Regions from separate parts of the Homo sapiens genome. Here region 2 is linked to region 1. Evidence: chromatin contacts called from ENCODE Hi-C or POLR2A ChIA-PET data. All regions are on one chromosome and are shown on one strand. Each heading gives the region's core, a stretch centred on a gene start or an enhancer-like site at or near the end of the contact. The rest is flanking DNA. Distances are from core to core; before and after follow the strand shown.

Region 1 (5,477 bases), core at 161-2,660:
AACATTTTTTAATTTAATTTTTTAAAAATTTTATTTACTTAATTTTTTTGAGACTGGCTTATGAGACTACCTAATTTTTGTTTTTGGTAGAGACAGGGTTTCACCATGTTGCTCAGGTTGGTCTTGAACTCCTGGCCTCAAGTGATCCACCTGCCTTGGCCGCCCAAAGTGCTGGGATTGTAGATATGAGCCACTGACTTGGGTGAGACTGGATCAGATTTTGCTTGGCATTGTTGTGAAGACCCTGGTAGTAACTCATGATAGACTGTCTTCCTTTCTCCAAAAAATGAAGCCTCACATTATTCAAAGGAAAATCTCAAATTAAAAATCCTTTCCTGAGCATTTCCTTCAGCTATAGAGTTCAGCTAAATGGCATGCCCAGGGTCTGGATCATCAACACAGTCTGAGGTGATGAGTGATTACAGGCCAGAGGAGTACTGGGACCTCTGCTAATTTGTTCCCCGTGACTTCATCACAGCTGCCCTTGGTTGTGCAATTGCGGTTGCTATGGCTGAAGTTTGAAAGAACTTGGCCTGAAGCTGCCTATATGGCCAATATCTTGGGGGAAATATAGCTTTCAATAGATAGGTTTTATGGGTATTTGTGAAGAATTAGCAGCTATGAGGTTGAGGTTGGGTATGTTGATGAGACTGGAGGAGAAGTTTGCTTGAGAGTGGCAAAATACAACAATACACAACAATACACACACTTCCCCCCCATCAATGCATACACTCTTAACTACTTTGGACAATTGAAGGCTATGTCTATGATGCTGTAAATAAAGAAATATTGAAGAATGTTATTCTCATCTTAAAGTATCAGGTTCTTTCAGCTGCCATATTGTAATGAAAAGGGGTTGGGTTTGGATGAAGACAGACCAAGGTGTGATTCCCAGCTGTCTACTCCTAGCTACCCGACAATGGAAAAGTTACTTAACTTTGCTTTCTCATCTGTAAAATGACTAACAGTCACTTCTCATATTGTACAAAATGTCTGTCTTAAGGGATGTTGCAAAACAAAACAAAACAAAACAAAACAAAACAAAACAAAACAAAACAAAACAAAACAAAATTGCTCTCCAGCCAGACTCTACAAGCTGTGAGTCCAACTCACCAAATCTTCACATCCTGCCCCCCAAAGTAGACTGGTAAAGAAAAGGCTGAAGTCATGTCTCAGCATTTGAGCATTGCTCTCTAGTCATTGCTCTAGAGAGTTCTAATCTTGGGGCTACTGATAATAAGGGGCCATGCAGAGAAGATAGTGAAGCCCTCCTCCACCCGCTGTAACCTGCTAGTCAGTCATCAATGATTCTTAAAGCACTGCCTCTGCCTGCTCTCAGGAAGGTGAGATGACGCATCACTTGCTTTTGTTTTCACACCTGTCCCCTGGGAACCTTTGCTCAAAGTTGTAAATTATGTGACATCTTTAGTAACAACAACGTGATTCGCTCTGTTAAATCACTCCCTACCTGCTTGTAGCCTGGTGAATAAATTTTCATTCCTTTTTTGAAGATTTTACTTAAGCATATGAAGAAAGCTCCCATCTGTACAATGATGGAACCAAAAGGGACAGGGGCTGCTAACTTAATGAGAGCCAGGCAGGTATGCACATGAAATCAGGAAACAGTTTGCTTTCCTCTTAACACTCTCTTCAGAAAGACAGCAATGGAAGCCTGATGATAAATAGTAATTGACACTTCGCATTGGTGTCAAGGAGACAATAAGGGATGGTGGGGACTGTGGCAGACTGGAAAATCCATGCCTATCTAAGGGACAATCACTTCTTAGTTCTATCTGATTGTTGCCACTCAGGGATCTAGGTTTCATAATTATAAGTGGACAAAACCCTTTAGTAACTTTCAATAATAATACTGAAACAAAGTGCATTGAAGTTTACTTAAGAAAAACTTAAATGAGCAGTGGCTTGCACCTGTAATCCCAGCACTTTTGGAGGCCAAGGCAGGTAGATTACTTGAGGCCAGGAGTTCAAGATCAGCCTGGCCAACATGGCAAAACCCCGTCTCTACTAAAAATACAAAAAAAAAAAAAAAAAAAAAAATTAGCTGGCATGGTGGTGCATGCCTGTCATCCCAGCTACTCGGGAGGCTGAGGCATGAGAATTGCTTGAACCTGGGAGGCAGAGGTTATAGTGAGCTGAGATCGTGCCTCTGCACTCCAGCTTGGGCAACAGAGCAAGACACTGTCTCAAGGGGAAAAAAAAAGAGAAAGAAAAACTTACATGATTAACAATATCTTACTATAAATTAAAGGGTTTTAGAATAAATTTCCAACTCTTCGTCATTAACATTGTTAAAGTTACTGCTTATTTAGCTTAGCAATAAAGAAAAGGAATCCTTATCTTAAGGTGAATAAATTCTGTGACATCTGTTAATTTTGGTATAACAATATAGGTAAAAGTTATGTTTTCTTTTTGTTTCTGTTTATGGTTTTTGCTTTTTTTTTTTTTCCTGAGGCAGAGTCTCATTCTGTCACCCAGGCTGGACAGCAGTGGTGCCATCTTAGCTCACTGCTGCCTCCGCCTCCCAGGTTCAAGTGATTCTCCTGCGTCAGCCTCCCCAGTAGCTGGGATTACAGGCATGCACCACCACACCTGGCTAATTTTAGTATTTTTTTTTAGTAGAGATGGGGTTTCACCATTTTGGCAAGGCTGGTCTCAAACTCCTGACCTCAGATGATCCACCCACCTTGGCCTCCCAAATTGCTGGGATTACAGGTGTGAGCCACTGTGCCCCCTCACTGCACCCTGCCAAAGGTTATGTTTTTTGAGTAGCTGCGAAAGAGACCTGTTCGGAGAGTGAATACTTGATCAGCTGTGTGCGGATGGGGAATGAGACCACTCCAGGGAGCCAACCTGAGGAACAGTTGGCAGTTGTTTGAAGATCCACCAGGTTTAGCTCAGTGGGCTAAGGAAGTTAAGAGCGAGAACTGAAGTAAAAGAGAAAGAGGAGAGAGACTCTGAAGAGTATGGGGAGGAAGAACAAATTTGCTTATAATGAAATTGTATTGCATGTTCTCTAGGTAGCGTGTGCTGCAGACTTCTTCCCTTTCTCCCCATAAAATACAAAAACAATTTCTGCCCTAAGGAACTGTGGAGTCGAATCTGCTCTCAGATAAAGGACAATGGGCTGAGTGTGTGTTCAGGGCAGATGGGGAGAGGGAGGATGGAGGAAGAAAGCATGATTGTCCATGGCAAAAAAACCCTGCCATTTCTGTGTTAACTCAAAGCCCTAGAATATATTTGAGTCCAGAGATCTCATCTGGACTTATCTGTAAGTCTTATTTGACCCCTCTGTCTTAATTTTGTCATATACATAATTCAATCTACCAGCTTTTGCTGAACACCTATTAGGTGCCTGGCATTGTACATGTCATTATATAGAGGATTCAAATAAAAACAGGACATGTTCCTTGCTTTGATGTCATAATTTAAGAGTCAACCTGATAAGTCACTCGGCGAGAAACTATCCTCAGCATAAATTTGAGACTTTACGAGTTGAGCAGGAACAAGCCTTTCTTCCAAGGCACTTGGGATGAAGGCTTTTCACCTCAGTTGCTAAGGAATTAAGTGGTGTTGATGACCCGGTAGCCAACATACCACATCATCACCACTTCCAGGCTGTTGAGGAGACGTGGTGCTGCTGGAATGACTTCAGGAAGTGCATAAAAATTCAAGTCATGATCACTTGTGGTAATTAGAAGCCCTAGTTGCTTTTGGCAAGGTCACTAAACATTAGTTGGAGCTTCTGGTGGACTTCAGGTTTCCTGATCCTTTCCTTGTGCTTTGTTTAGGCTTCTGTCCAAAGCCATCTCCATGGGAGATGCTTAAGCTGATAAGGTCCTGCCACTCGCTGTCAGAGGCACCTCCCAGTCCCTGCAGACTTGGGTCCCCTTAGTACCTCCAAATCACTAGTCTCTCAAAAATTCTTATTAAACACCTAACATGGACAGGGCCCAGGGATAGATGTATGGCCCTTCCTTCACAGAGTCTAAGGCCTAGTGGGAGAGGCAAACCATATGAATGTGATGAATTGTGCAACGTTAAGATCTCAGAGGCATGAAAAGTAGATTGGGGGCTCAGGAAAAGATTATTCGAAGAGACAACATCAAAGAGTCACTTAAGATTTCAGGTTCGAATGTGCGAAGTAAAATATTCCCCAAACACCACGAACTGCATCTGTGTATGGAAAAGGTGGGAAGAGAATGGATCGTGCAAGAGGATGTATTGCACTTGTGGACTGTGCCATATCAGCACAAAGCCCTGTGAACCAGCCTGTCTCCACAAGCTACCAGAGTGATAAATATACATTCTTCTCTTAAGAAGAAATTCTCCTGGTGAGAACATTACCCTTCAGGGGTGACTGGATGGCTCAGTTTATCACTTGTAAATTTAGCAGATCAAACTAGTTGAGAAGCAGTTGGGCAGTCAGTAAACTGACTGGACTGCTGGGATCAACAGGGACTGGATGTTTAGTTCACTTTCAATAGCCACAAATTTAGCAGCTCATTAGAAGGAACCAAAGTAAAGAACTGCACAAGTCCTCTGGGAGGCCTTGAAAGGCTTCCATGGGCGATGGAAGCCATTTAGAGGCATGGTGTTGCTGAGCCTTTTAAACACGTGATTAGCTAAAGAGAGAAAGATGTTACTTTGGTCTGCATTTCTCTAGGGCAGGAGGAAGTGAGGAAGGGAGGAGCAGAACACTTCAGCCTACATCTCAGGAAGGGAGGCTGAGAAGCAGTGTCTGGCTGAGCATGCTGCTTCTCTGAGCAGATTTCTAGAAGCAGCAGAGGTGTGGGTGTGGACAGGAAACTCTCTATGTCTATCACCTTCTGCTGAGGCTTTTTGTAAACAACAAATGAGATAGTGTAGCATAAGGTCTGGTACTACCTTAGTTTCCCATTGTTGCAGTAACAAATGATCACAAATCAAGAGGCTTAAGACAAGACAACTTATTATCATATAGTTCTGGAGGCCAGAAATCTGAGTTGGGTCTCACTGGGCTAAAATCAAGGTGTCAGCAGGGCTGCATTCTTTTCTGGAGGCTCGGAGGAGGAGTCTGTTTCCTTGCCTTTGCCAGTTTCTAGAAGCTTCTCACATGCCTTGGCTCCTGGCCCTTTCCTTTATCTTTAGAGCCAGCAACATTGGGCTGTGTCTTTGTCATGCTGCCATCCTTCAGTTCTTTCTTTTCTGTTTCCCTTTTTCATGCATAAGAACCCCTGTGATTCCACTGGTCCCACCTGGAGAATTCAGGCGCATCTCCCTATCTTGAGGTCAGCTGATTAGCAACCTTCTTTGCAACTGCAGCCTTAGAGCCCCTTTGCCATGTAATCTGACACATCCACAGGTTCTGGGGATTAGGACATGGACATTTGTTGGGGCATTACTCTACCTATCACTGGTACAGAATAAAAAGTCAATAAATGGTTCTATTCATTACCAGTACTCCCTACCACCTTCTT
Region 2 (5,411 bases), core at 221-2,720, 350 kb after region 1:
ATAAGGACACTTAAGACAAAGACATAAATATATGACAGTGGTCCCATAAGATTAAAATGGAGCTGAAAAATTCCTATCACACAAATACGTACCATTGTATCACTATTTCCTTATACTATTCAGTACAGTAATAGGCTGTACTGCAGGTTTGTACCATACAAAGCCTAGGCGTGTAGCAGGCTATCCCATCTAGGTTTGTGTAAGCACACTCTATGGTGTTCACACAATGACAAAATCGCCTAACCATGCATTTCTCAGAATGTATCCCTGCTGTGATGCATGACTGTACTATTTTTTCCTACTCATACACAATTATGATAAAGTTTAATTTAAAAATTAAGCATGGTAAGAGATTAACAATAACTAATAATAAAACAGAACAATTATAACTCTAAAAATCATGTGAATGTGGTCTCTCTCAAAATAGCTTGTACAGTACTCATCTATTTTCAACTGTGGTTGACCACGGGTAACTGAAACCACACAAAGTGAAACCTTGGATAAGAGAGAACTCCAATATTTCAAATTCCAAACCAAAAGATTGGTCTTACAGACACAGAAAACCAATGATTGTACTCCTTTTCTTCTACCTGGTGAATCAACTAATTATGGTGCATTTGGTATAACTGTTGAGTCCTTAGCTATTCTTCTTGTTAATTTCTGAAAATCCAGGAGCTGCTTCTCAAGTTTCTTTTTTTTTTTTTTTTGACAGAAAACATTACTGATTCTAGAAGGCTGATAACCTGACCTCTATAGTCATACAGTAGTTATGTAACTAGTATGTGGGAAGCAGCAAAGCTGAGTGGTTGGGAGGAGGCTCTAGTCTACAGTCTGATTGGGTTCAGATGCTGGCTACATCACTTAATAAGATTTGGGGCAAATTATTTAACCTCTCTTTTTTCCCATCAGTTGCTTCATCAACCATATCAAATTATTATCTTGTACTTGATAGGGTGGTTTTAAAGAGGATTAATATATATAAAAGGCTTACAGCAAAAACTGGTACAAAGTATGCCCGCTGCTATTATTGTTAGAGTTGTTAAAACATTAAGCAGTACAAATACTTCTAGAACTTGCATGTCTTTAAACAAGAGGATTACAAATACTATATTCATATATGAATTAGTTTTTTCTCTCTGGTCGGAGCAGATTTTACCCTGGAATTAAAATCATTCTAAATTTTATCTGTTTAAATACATAAACATTCTACTTTTTAAATAAGCCATAGTACAAAGCTTGATGTAGAAATACTGACGAGACTCAAACTGTATAAAATGGCACTACTATTCCATAAATGTAACATTTACTGTCTACCCTTTTTGGGGGATGCGGTAAAATATAACCACATTAAAGCACAGGACAGAAAATGCATTTATTACCAAAGGTGACTCACTACTATACGTGGACACTCAGGCAGATGCTGTTTTTTGCACAGTAAAGCTGAATTCAATATAATCTTGCTTAACTTGGAATTGAGTCAAAATCTATATTGGACGTGAAGAACACACACACACATACACACACACACACACACACTCAGGGTTTCTACTTGGTGCATACTTATTTTTAATGCCTATTCATCCACAGCAGCTAAATGAACATATCTCTATAGAGCCTATCTAAAATATTTAGTTTTTAAGCCACCGTTTAAACAATCCAACATTTAAGTTTTTAAGATAATCATGCTTACAAGATAAACCACTTCAACAAAAAACTAATTTTGCAGGAGCTCAGATCTCTCTCTCTTACACATACACACACACACATAAACTTTCTTTCTCTTTTGCTCTCTCTCTCTCCTGTAAACTACAGAACTATTATGTTAAATAGGCCATGCAAGGTGCCTGTTTCTCATGAGAGGCCTCAGTGTGCTTCAATGTCCCCTTATTTTTTCCGAGTACAACCAAAGGTGATTATATTCATCAGGTTGTTATGCTCTGTACCATGTGACACACTGGCCTGGCATGACAGACCTGCCCAGCAAGAGTACTTCATACAAGAAAGTACTACTTGAGGACCAAACCAAACCCTCCTTTCTGGTAACTTTGCGGGAGAAAAAGACAAAGGGGAGGTAAAGAAGTGAATGATTAGACAGGAAAAAAGAAAGGTAAACAGTAAAAGCAAGGAGAGAGGTGGTATAATAGAAAGCTCATTAAGCAGTGGCTCTAGAATCAAACTGCCTGGGTTAACTAGTCCTCATTGCCACTGCTTTCTAGCTGTATTGCCTTGGGCAAATTTATCAAAGTTGCTAAAACTGAATCTCCTCAATTTCATGGAGAAGTTAAGGTTCCAATTGTACTGGGTTAATAGGATTAAATGAAGCACTTAGCCCAGTGCCTGGCATAGCGTAAGAACAAGAGTGAAGAGAGCAGGGTGGGAAAGAGAAGCAGGTAGAATGAGAAGCTAACGGGCAGCCATAGCTCAGCAAACCCTGAGTCCCTGTTGGGGGTTACAGGAAATGCCCAAGGCCCGCCAGAGACCACTACACTCCAAAGTGGTATGACTGCCCTTCCCATTGCTGTGAGGCCCAACTGAGAGGCTGGTGAGACTGCGTTCTTACCTCTTAAACTTAGAGTCTTCAGGATGCAAGGAATAGAGAAAGCTAACATAACTACTTACGACTTATGTATTATAGCAGTAAATTTGGTAAATTGCTCAGAATCAAGGAAATCTTCCTATAATGGTTAATTTTTAAAATTTAATGTATATAAAAATAAGGAAATTCTAGCTCTACAATAAAGTTCCATAACATTATAATAGTACTTTATATTTTACAGGTTGTTTCAACACTTAATCTCATTTAACCTTCACAAAAACACAGACACAAATATTCTCATTGTCGCTGAAAACCCTTGATAAACACAAGGAACATACTATATCTCAGTAAACCAATCTCTATTACTTTGACTTTTGAACTGACCAAATAAACGCTACCTTTCTTTTTTTTTTTTTTTTTTTGAGATACAGTGTCTTGCTCTGTCATCCAGGCTGCAGTGCAAATGGCACAATCTCAGCTCACTGCAACCTCTGCCTCCCAGGTTCAAGCAATTCTCATGCCTCCGTCACGCGAATAGTTCAGATAATAGGTGTGTGCCACCATGCCCAGCTAATTTTTGTATTTTTAGTAGAAATGGGGTTTCGCCATGTTGGCCAGGCTGGTCTCAAATTCCTGACCTCAAGTGATCTGCCTGCCTCAGCCTCCCAAAGTGTTGGGATTACGGGCATGAGCCACCATGTGCAGCCTCATTTTTCAATTAACAATTGCATTTTTATCGATCAAACACTTTCTGCAAATCTTTTCAAAGAGGAGGGAAGAAAGACCTAAAAATATTGATTCTAGTAGGTTCACCTTTAATTATATCTACCTCTAAAATTCCAAGTAAACTCAGTATTTATGGGTATGCTTTTAAAACCAGATTAACTTGCACTTATTTCTTTTGAGCAAGAAGGTCTACACATTTATGTACTGTCGGCTCCCCAAAGAAGTCTTACGTTCTACCTCATATCTCCCTTATAAATATACAAATTGTTCTACCACTATACATACAACAGGTCCTTGGCAAATGGAAAGATAATCACTTACCCAAATGAATCAGAAATTTTCGATGCAATCACTTTAAGACTTGTGATACTTCTGTCAAAAAATACCCTTGGAAATTACTGAGGCTGTCAAAGCTGCCCTACTGCCTGTGTTCTTGCCTATTCGATGTACTATTTTTTGGTGAAATAAGATTCCTACACATTGGAGTTACAAAAACTGCTTTTCAAGAAATCCTGAAAAAATAAAGTAACTTTGCCTCTGGAACATTACGTCCATTTCTTTTTTGAGATGGAGTCTCATTCTGTTGCCAGGCTGGAGTACGGTGGCGCAATCTCGGCTCACTGCAACCTCTGCCTCCTGGGTTCAAGTGATTCTTGTTCCTCAGCCTCCCGAGTAGCTGGAATTACAGGCACGCGCCACCACACTCAGCTAATTTTCGTATTTTTAGTAGAGATGGGGTTACACCACGTTGGCCAGGTTGGTCTCAATCTCCTGACCTCGGGATCCACCCACCTCGGCCTCCCAAAGCGCTGGCATTACAGGCGTGAGACACCGCGCCTGGCCGCTAAGTTCTTTTAATGGTCTCAATTTTAGAGAAGAAGTAAATACACTTTAAGAATAAAATGTTATTAATATTGAGGTCCATAGAAATACAGTTTCAGCTTAACTTCAACTTTAAAACCTACCTGATATAGCATCTTTATGGCTGAATTCTGGACTTTGGAAAATAAAGCTTGTCTTTAGCATGAAGTTGTTCCCTAATTTGTTTATATATTATCTCTTAATTTTTGAATATTAAATTTTCTTACAATGGGTCATACTTGGATAAAAACTTTAAAAACCTATATATATGTGACAATCACTTGATGAAATAACTCTCCCCTTCACACACACAAAAATCACAGTCTGACTAGATTACGTCACAACTTTATCAGAAAGTAATTATCCAAAAGTATATGCTAACATTTTGAAAGCACACTCTTTCTTAAGACATACCTTTACAGAGTCAGCAATTTCCTGGATACCTTTAGCAGCAGCATCTTTTATGATTGGAGTAAGTAAGCCTTTATCTGTTGCCACAGCCACTGAAATGTCAATAAATGGCAGTTGCTTTGGGCCCTCTCCATCCCAGCTTACATTAACATCTGGCATTTGCTAGAAATAGAAAAAGAAAAATGTTACTAAAAAAGCAGCTTTAGACCAAGGCGGTTACAGAAAAATAAAATCATTGTGCATTTTCCAAAGTGAACATAGCTAGATAAGAGAAAATAAATAAAAATTTCGTTTGAAAAAATGGTATGGAGTTCTGTGTCAATTATCTTTTATGTTTGCCAAGAATAATTAAACATACCACCTTTTTGAAGCAAGTTTGAAGAAATTCTGATGAGGTACATGTTTTGATCCTTTATATCATGGTGGGGAAAAAGGGCTTTCTTTCCTGATTGCAAGAAGTTATTTAATGTCTGTTGTACTTCCTACCTCATATGATAACGAACATGATCTTGAGGGGAGGAGGAGAGTGGAAACAGGTAATAATATTAGATCACATTATTCCTTACTTTCTAGCCCAGCTCTGGGATATATATCAGCAGGCCCTCAATACATGACATCCCTATTTAAAAGAGATATCTGTTCCATTGGTCTATATCTCTGTTTTGGTACCAGTACCATGCTGTTTTGGTTACTGTAGCCTTGTACTATAGTTTGAAGTCAGGTAGCGTGATGCCTCCAGCTTTGTTCTTTTGGCTTAGGATTGACTTGGCAATGCGGGTTCTTTTTTGGTTCCATATGAACTTTAAAATAGTTTTTTCCAATTCTTTGAAGAAACTCATTGGTAGCTTGATGGGGATGGCATTGAATCTATAAATTA

Evidence for each region. A loop is a pair of places that touch in the nucleus more often than their neighbours do. ChIA-PET counts read pairs that join two places held with the same protein, here RNA polymerase II (POLR2A). Pooled maps may share reads with other maps.
Region 2: a loop to region 1 is called in a map with no recorded cell type, with 9 times the contacts of the local background. The contact joins two enhancer-like sites. A Hi-C loop is called at or near these places in 1 of 168 maps with a recorded cell type or tissue (Right ventricle myocardium inferior), 1 of 37 single-sample maps with no recorded cell type and 5 of 50 pooled maps. POLR2A ChIA-PET finds 5 or more read pairs at or near these places in 4 of 52 experiments (AG04449, BJ, PC-9 and 1 more).

The regions. Positions count from the first base shown.
Region 1 is chr11:35,330,409-35,335,885 of GRCh38, reverse strand. All of the region lies in intron 1 of SLC1A2 (solute carrier family 1 member 2), which reads left to right. Among named protein-coding and RNA genes, the nearest start is that of SLC1A2-AS1, 51 kb to the right of the region's middle. RefSeq lists an enhancer at 4,941-5,477. Within about 2 kb of position 1,410, at least 2 of the 41 ENCODE cell types and tissues checked have a DNase peak (open chromatin) inside an H3K27ac peak, as active enhancers do.
Region 2 is chr11:34,983,855-34,989,265 of GRCh38, reverse strand. It overlaps PDHX (pyruvate dehydrogenase complex component X), which reads right to left. Exons shown (of 11, transcript NM_003477.3): 9 at 4,538-4,696. Among named protein-coding and RNA genes, the nearest start is that of MIR1343, 45 kb to the right of the region's middle. Within about 2 kb of position 1,470, at least 4 of the 41 ENCODE cell types and tissues checked have a DNase peak (open chromatin) inside an H3K27ac peak, as active enhancers do.